Regions from separate parts of the Homo sapiens genome. Here all the other regions are linked to region 2. Evidence: read pairs that join two places in POLR2A ChIA-PET (ENCODE). Cell type or tissue: Caco-2. All regions are shown on one strand.

Region 1 (2,500 bases), 200 kb after region 2:
GGCTTAGAGGTTCCCTCCCAGAAGCTGGTCCAGGGCCGGTCCTTTCTTTGGAATGTGCGGGGTTTGGACAACCCAGGCCTGCTGCATTCACCCCTCGCCACATCCCACCACTGCCTTCTGCAGCTCCGCACTTTGCTTTGAATAATAACAACCCCAGCAACAGTGGCCATCACAGCCCCTTGTTGCTGAGCGCTTGCTGTGTCTGGCTTATTGACTCCTTCCTGCAGTGCGGAGAGACAGCCGCCATCAGCCCATTCATACATGGAGAAACTGAATGTCTCAGAGGGCCCGGGTTGTGCCCAGGATCACACAGTTCATAATTGGTGGAGTCGAGATCAAGCCCCCGTCTGCCTGCCTCCAAGCTCTTCCACAGGGCACCTATGGCCTCTGGAGCCACGGTTGTTTTTTTCTTTTTCTATTTTTTTAAAAGTTAAGGCTGGGCTTGGTATGTCTTGTCTGTGATCTGAGCACTTTGGGAGGCCGAGGTAGGCGGATCACTTGAGCCCAGGAGTTCGAGACCAGTCTGGCAAACGGTGAAACTGTCTGTACTAAATATATAAATATCAGTCGGTTGTGGTGGGGGGTGCCCGTAGTCCCAGCTACTCAGGAAGCTGAGGCATGAGAATCACTTGAACCATGAGAATCACTTGAACCCGGGAGGTGGAGGTTGCAGTGAGCCAAGATCACGCCACTGCACTCCAGCCTGGGTGACAGAGCAAGATTCTTAAAAAAAAAAAGTTAAAAAAAGCCTATTTTATTATAGAAATGTATAAATATATAGAAATGTAGAAAGAACATAAGTGAATAAGCATATATCTCCCAGGCAGGAGATTTTAAACAGAGGCAGGGGCAGGGTAGAAGTGGCAGAGGCGGGTGAGGCCCGCTGGGTGACCATTTGCTGATGACTTAAGTCCTTTGAAGATGTGGCCTGGGCAGGGAAAGAAGCAGCATAGCCTCGGTTCAAACAATAGCTTGGTTGTTCACTAGTGGTGCGGGTGACCTTGGCGGGTGACCTCTCTCTGATCTTTTTTCGCTGATTCATTCATTCATTGAGTTCGCTCAGTAAATATTTATTGAGCACCTACTGTGTCTCTGGAATGGCTTGAGGCTCTGGGAGACAGTGGACAGCATGAGAGATGTACCTCACAGGCTCTGTTCTACTGAGGAAGAGACCAGCAACAAGGTACAGAAGTGAAATTTGGCCGGGCACAGTGACTCACGCTTGTTATTCCAGCACTTTGAGAGGCCGAGGTGGGCGGATCACTTAAGGTCAGGAGTTCGAGACCAGCTTGGCCAACATGGTGAAACCCCATCTTTACTGAAAATACAAAAATTAGCTGGGTGTGGTGGCGGGTGCCTATAGTCCCAGCTACTCGGGAGGCTGAGGTAGGAGAATCACTTGCACCCAGGAGGCGGAGGCTGCAGTGAGCTGAGATCGCACCACTGCACTCCAGCCTGGGTGACAGAGCAAGACTATGTCTCAAAAAAAAAAAAAAAAAAGAAAAAGTCTGGGCGCGGTGGCTCACGCCTATAATCCCAGCACTTTGGGAGGCCGAGGCAGGTGGATCACATGAGGTCAGGATTTCGAGACCAATCTGGCCAACATGGTGAAACCCCGACTCTACTAAAAATACAAAAATTAGCTGGGTGTGGTGGCACATGCCTGTGATCCCAGCTACTCCGGAGGCTGAGGCAGGATAATTACTTGAACCCGGGAGGCGGAGGCTGCAGTGAGCCAAGATCGCACCACTGCACTCCAGTCTGGGCAACAGAGTGAGACTATGTCTCAAAAAAAAAAGAAGTGAAATGTATTAAAAGATGTTTCCTTGTGGAGGCCCTGAGAGGGAAGCATCTATGGTGTCTCTCCTGGCTTCCTGTAGCTGCCAGCAACCCTTGGTGCTCCTTGGCTTGTAGATGAGTCACTCCAACCCCTGTCTCCATCTTCCTGTGGCTGCCTTCTCGGTGTCCTATGTGTGTCCTTTTCTGTCTCTTATAAGGACACTCTCATTGGATTTAGGTTCCACCCTAATTTAGTATGATCTCATCTGTATCTTTACCTTAATTCTACCTGCAAAGACCCTATTTCCGAATGAGATCATATTCTGAGGTTCCAAAGGGATGTAAATTTTTAGGGGACAACATTCAACTCATTATACCCAGTAAATTTGAATTTCAGATAAACTATGTGTAATTTTTTAGTACAGTGGAAGTGTGTCCTATGCAATACAGTCATCCAATATTGCATGGGATGTAGTTAAACTAAAAAAATCGTTTGTTGTTGGGCCGGGCATGGTGGCTCACACCTGTAATCCCAGCACTTTAGGAGGCCAAGGCGGGTGGATTGCTTGAGGTCAGGAGTTCGAGACCAGCCTGGCCAACCTGGTGAAAACCCGTCTCTACTAAAATACAAAAAAAAAATTAGCTGGGCATGGTGGCTGGCGCCTGTAATCCCAGCTACTGTGGAGGCTGAGGCAGGAGAATCGCTTGCACCCAGGAGGCA
Region 2 (2,500 bases):
AAGCAATCCTCCTGCCTTGCCCTCCCAAAGTGTTGGGATTACAGGCGTGAGCTGTGGCACCTGGCCCCTGCAGGCTTTCTTGCCTGCGGTGTCACGGTCCCCACTTTCCCAGATCCTTGGGGCTCTGGTCCCCACGTAAGTAACTGGCCACACCTCTCTTAGGGCCTCCACTCCAGGCCTCCGGGCAAGGCGAGGGTCTCCCTTCTCAGCCTGGCATTTATTCCATGTCATGGGTGACCCACTGGGTCCCACAGTTCCTCCTCCAGACCCTCTGGGTGGCAAACTGGGCTGCTTAGTTCTTTCCAAATGGGTCCTGAACTCAGCTGGCCAGCATGGCGAAACCCTGTCTTTATCAAAAATACAAAAATTAGCTAGGCATGGTGGCACATGCCTGTAATCCCAGCTACTTGGGAAGCTGAGGCAGGAGAATCGCTTGAACCCAGGAGGCGGAGGTTGCAGTGAGCTAAAATCACGCCACTGCTCTCCAGCCTGGGCGACAGAGCAAGACTCTGTCTCCAAAACAAAACAAAACAAAACAAAACAAAACAAAACAAAAAACAAAACCAAATGGGTCCTGAACTCTGAACATCACCACTTCCAACCTTTCCTCTGCCAGTCCGTACACAGGCCCACCAGGCACAACTGCCTCCCCCCACCCCAAAGAGCGAGTGGAAAGGAAAACGCATCCTGTCCCTCACTCTTCAAGGCTGAGTCCCTCGTCAGGGGCTGGGTGGAGAAGGAGGGAACCGTGAGCATCTTTTTCCACTTCTCCCCAAGTCCCCGCATCCGCTAGTGCTGGCCCCGAAGCCCCTCTCCCTAGTCTGCCTGCCCAAATCTCACCCAGCGGGGAGGCAATGCCTTATTATTTCTTAATTGTTTGAAACCCCTTGATCAGCCCGTCTCAGAAAAAGCAGCTTCAGGCCAGTCGCGGTGGCTCACACCTGTAATCCCAGCACTTTGGGAGGACGAGGCGGGTGGATCATCCGAGGTCAGGAGTTTGAGACAAGCCTGACCTATATGGTGAAACCCTGTCTCAACTAAAAATACAAAAATTTAGCCAGGCGTGGTGGCGCACGCCTGTAGTCCCAGCTACTCAGGAGGCTGAGGCAGGAGAATCGCTTGAACCCCGGAGGCGGCTGTTGCAGTCAGCCGAGATGGTGCCACTGCACTCCAGCCTGGGCAACCAGAGTGAAACTCTGTCTCAAAAAAAAAAAAAAAAAAAAAAGAAAAGAAAAGAAAAAAGAAAAAGCAGCCTCATGACTGGCAGGGCTTTGGCCATAAAATCATTCATGTGGCTCAGCCCTCCCTAAGGAAGGTGGGGCCGGGGTTGTAAAACCAGAGCTGGCCCCTCCTCGCCCTCCCCGTCAATAAGAGGCAGAGATCAGAAGGTGCCGGCGCCAGGGACTCCCGAGATCAGAGCGCGGGGAGGAGCGGCCACCGCAGCTCTCCTTGGCTGCCCGAGGCGCCCCAGGTCCAAAGGCCGGCGTGGCTTCTCTGGCCTTGACACTCTCCGTAGCCCAGCACGCAGGGAATGCAAGGAAACGCCTGGAACCGCAGAGCGCCTGCTAACGCCTCCTGTCTGGGCTGAGTCTCCCTCCCGGATCTCGCTCCTTCCGGGTCTTGCTCATCCCCAAGTTCCCCATCCAGGGCGTGATACAGTCAGGCTTCCCTGGTTCAAATCCTGGCTACGCCCTGCTTGGCAGCTGTGTGACCCTGGGCAAGTCACTCAACCTCTCTGGGCCTCACCTCTTACAGGGGATGATAGTAGTTAAAATGGGTTAATCTCCGACGGCTGTAAGGATTAGATGAGGTAATACAGACAGCACTCAACAGGTTGAGAACAACTGCAAGGATGTTACAGGGATTATAACATCCTGGGCTTGTCAGCCTACTGGGTCAGCAGCCCATCCTGCCTACCGCCTGTGCCAAATGTTTTCCTCTTACGATTTTATTTTTTTTAATTTTTTTAATTTTAATTATTTTTTGAGACAGAGTTTCACTCTTGTTGCCCAGGCTGGAGTGTAATGACACGATCTCGACTCACCGCAACCTCCGCCTCCTGGGTTCAAGCGATTCTCCTGCCTCAACCTCCCGAGTAGCTGGGATTACAGGCATGCACCACCATGCCCGGCTGACTTTTTTCTATTTTTAGTAGAGACGGGGTTTCTCCATGTTGGTCAGCCTGGTCTCCAACTATCGACCTCAGGTGATCCGCCCACCTCGGCCTCCCAAAGTTCTGGGATTACAGGCGTGAGCCACCGTGCCCGGCCTCTTACGATTTTAATTTAGCCCTTATTATCCTTTTAAGTCCTTTTTACATACAAGACCACATGGAACACATATTAAATTTCTTTTTTCTTTTTTTGAGATGGAGTTTCAATCTTGTCACCCAAGCTGGTGTGCAGTATGCGATCTCAGCTCACTGCAACCTCCGCCTCCTGGGTTCAAGCAACTCTCCTGCCTCAGCCTCTCCAGTAGCTGGGACTACAGGCAAGTGCCA
Region 3 (2,500 bases), 160 kb after region 2:
CCAGCCACACTCCCTTCTTGCTCTTCCTCAAATACATCAAGCTCCTTCCTGCTTCAAGGGCTTTGTCCTTTGTTGTTGCCTCTCCTGGGGACACTTTTCCCTACCTCCTCCATGCCAGACCTCCACCTGACACCTCCAGCTCAGGTGTCACCGCCTCAGGGAGGCCTCCCCTGACTGCCATCTATTGAAACTCCATCCTCAGTCATTACAACATCCTGTGTTGATTTCCTCCAGGACAGCCGGATTTTACTGTTACTGGTTTTGTCTGTCTCACCATTAAAATGCAAGCTCTATAAGGCAGGGACCTTGTCTCCCTCTCTTTTTTTCCCCCCCCCTCTAGAACTGTATTCCCTAGGAATTAAAACAGCCCTGGCACAGAATCAGCTCTCAATAAATCTTCCTGTAATGCAATGAGAACAGCAAGTGGGCTTTCTCCCTAGGCGCACAGGGGATACTGCAGTTGTCCTGAGGGAATGAGTTCTTTTTGTTTATTGTTTTTTTTTTTTTTTTGAGAACAGTCTCACTCTGTCCCCCAGGCTGGAGTGCAGTGGCAAGATCTCGGCTCACTGCAATCTCGGCTCACTGCAACCTCCGCCTCCCAGGTTCAAGCGATTACTCCTGCCTCAGCCTCCTGAGTAGCTGGGATTACAGGCATGCGCCACCATGCCCGGCTAATTTTCATATTTTCAGCAGAGATGGGGTTTCTCCATGTTGGCCAGGCTGGCCTCAAACTCCTGGCCTCAGGTGATCTGCCCGCCTCGGCCTCCCAAAGTGCTGGGATTACAGGTGTGAGCCAGTGCACCTGGCCGGAAATGAGGTCTTATTGTAATGCAAGGAGAACCTCTTCCTTCAGCAGGTGGAGGTGTGCTGAGGGGACCACATTCCCAGCATTCAGTGGGGCACAGATGGAGCTGTGAAGATCATTCTTTCTTCCATCCAGGGGCAGCACGGGGACTACATTTCCCAGAATGCTATGGGCGTACACTGAGCCGACCGCAGTGCCCAGCGGACAATGAAACAGAGAGGACCACACTTCTCAGCAGCAATGAAGGCACGAGGGATCACGTCTTTTGAGTATGCCTTGGAAGTGGCAGTTAAGAAATAAGTTCGCCTCCCAGGGCATCTACCTACAAATCTCTGAAAAGTACCATGCCAAGGAGAACAAGAAAGTTGGACAGAGGTCCTTCCCAGAATGCTCTGGACAGGAGAGGACTACGAGCCTCTGCATACAACAGTGATGCAGTCACACAGCCACAGGCCCGCACAGCAGGGAATGGGCAGATTGAATGAAGCTCCACCTCTGGGTTGCGCTGGCCCCACCTCTGGAGAGGCCCCGCCCCTTCTCAGGCCCCACCTCCTAGCTGACCCATTCTCAATCCACAGAGCAGGCTTGGTCCAATTCTCTCCTTCTCTACCAGAGGTCCGCTACAACTGGCCCCTTCTGTGCCCTTGGGAGTCAGGCCTTTCTCCAGGCTCTGGCCAGCTCCAGCCTCTACCATCCCTTCCCAGCAGGCTCCTGGCTTTGATCTGTCATTGGCTGGGTCGGCCTCCACCATAAGCCTTCATCCTCCTGCCCATCCTCTGGACTCTCGCTTTCCACACCTCACAGCGGGGTATGCCCCTTCTCAAACCCTACTCTCAGGACCGGCTTCCTCCCTAGACCCACCCCTTTATTAGAGTGCTTAGGCCCCGCCCCTCGCTGGCCCCGCCCCCAACTGGCTAGCCCCGCCCCCTTTTCTGACTCACTCCTTCCCTGACTGGCCTCGCACCAAATCTCAATTCCTTGCTTCCTGGTTCTACCCCTTGCCCGTCCTCCTCTCTCTAATGACTCTTCCTCTTTTCCGACTTCCACTTAGAAGATGGCTCCTCCATCCCTGGCTGACTTCTAGACCCTATGCTCTACCGGCCGAACGCCTCCCCAAACTCTGTCCTTGGTACCTGATACCTCTGATACTTCCTAGCTGCCACCTCTCCACTAGACTTCGCCCCTTTCTTTCTGAACTCCATTCCTTTTCTTTTTCTTTTGGACAGAGTCTCACTGTGTCGCCCAGGCTGGAGTGCAGTGGCACGATCTCGGCTCACCGCAGCCTCCGCCTCCCGGATTCAAGCAATTCTCTTGCCTCACCCTCCCGAGTAGTTGGGATTACAGGCGCCCGCCACAACGCCCGGCTAATTTTTGTATATTTAGTAGAGACGGGGTTTCACCATGTTGGCCAGGCTGGTCTCAAACTCCTGTGACCTCAAGTGATCCGCCGGCCTCGGCTTTCCAAAGCGCTGGGATTACAGGCGTGAGCCACCGCGCCCAGGCCCATTCCTTTTCAACTGACTTCTTCCTGTGCTGATCCTAGGTCCCACCCCTCCCTCAGATTTTGCCATTTGGGGCTAGTCCCTTTTCGTTCCCAGCCCCTAACCCTTCCCTCGACTCGCCTTTACTACAGACCCTTACCTGCAATGAATGGGCCCACGTCCTCCCTATACTCTGATCATCGAGGACTGGCCT

The links. ChIA-PET counts read pairs that join two places held together with the same protein. Peaks named below come from ENCODE experiments on the same cell type or tissue, not always from the same donor. Only the 100,000 strongest peaks of a DNase experiment are listed, where the experiment ranks them.
Region 1: POLR2A ChIA-PET joins it to region 2 with 10 read pairs; 6 of 35 experiments call an interaction of 5 or more read pairs at or near these places.
Region 3: POLR2A ChIA-PET joins it to region 2 with 11 read pairs; 4 of 35 experiments call an interaction of 5 or more read pairs at or near these places.

What each region holds. Positions count from the first base shown.
Region 1 is chr19:48,353,265-48,355,764 of GRCh38, reverse strand. All of the region lies in intron 3 of TMEM143 (transmembrane protein 143), which reads left to right. Among named protein-coding and RNA genes, the nearest start is that of TMEM143, 9.4 kb to the left of the region's middle. In Caco-2, no CTCF peak of the experiment used is centred here; DNase peaks (open chromatin) are centred at 14 and 1,024.
Region 2 is chr19:48,557,405-48,559,904 of GRCh38, reverse strand. The region is part of intron 1 of SULT2B1 (sulfotransferase family 2B member 1); the gene reads right to left. Among named protein-coding and RNA genes, the nearest start is that of SULT2B1, 6.5 kb to the right of the region's middle. In Caco-2, no CTCF peak of the experiment used is centred here; a DNase peak (open chromatin) is centred at 1,394.
Region 3 is chr19:48,399,092-48,401,591 of GRCh38, reverse strand. The region is part of intron 3 of GRIN2D (glutamate ionotropic receptor NMDA type subunit 2D); the gene reads right to left. Among named protein-coding and RNA genes, the nearest start is that of GRIN2D, 6.7 kb to the right of the region's middle. RefSeq lists an enhancer at 367-908. In Caco-2, no CTCF peak of the experiment used is centred here; DNase peaks (open chromatin) are centred at 951, 1,281 and 1,667; H3K4me3 peaks cover 749 bases.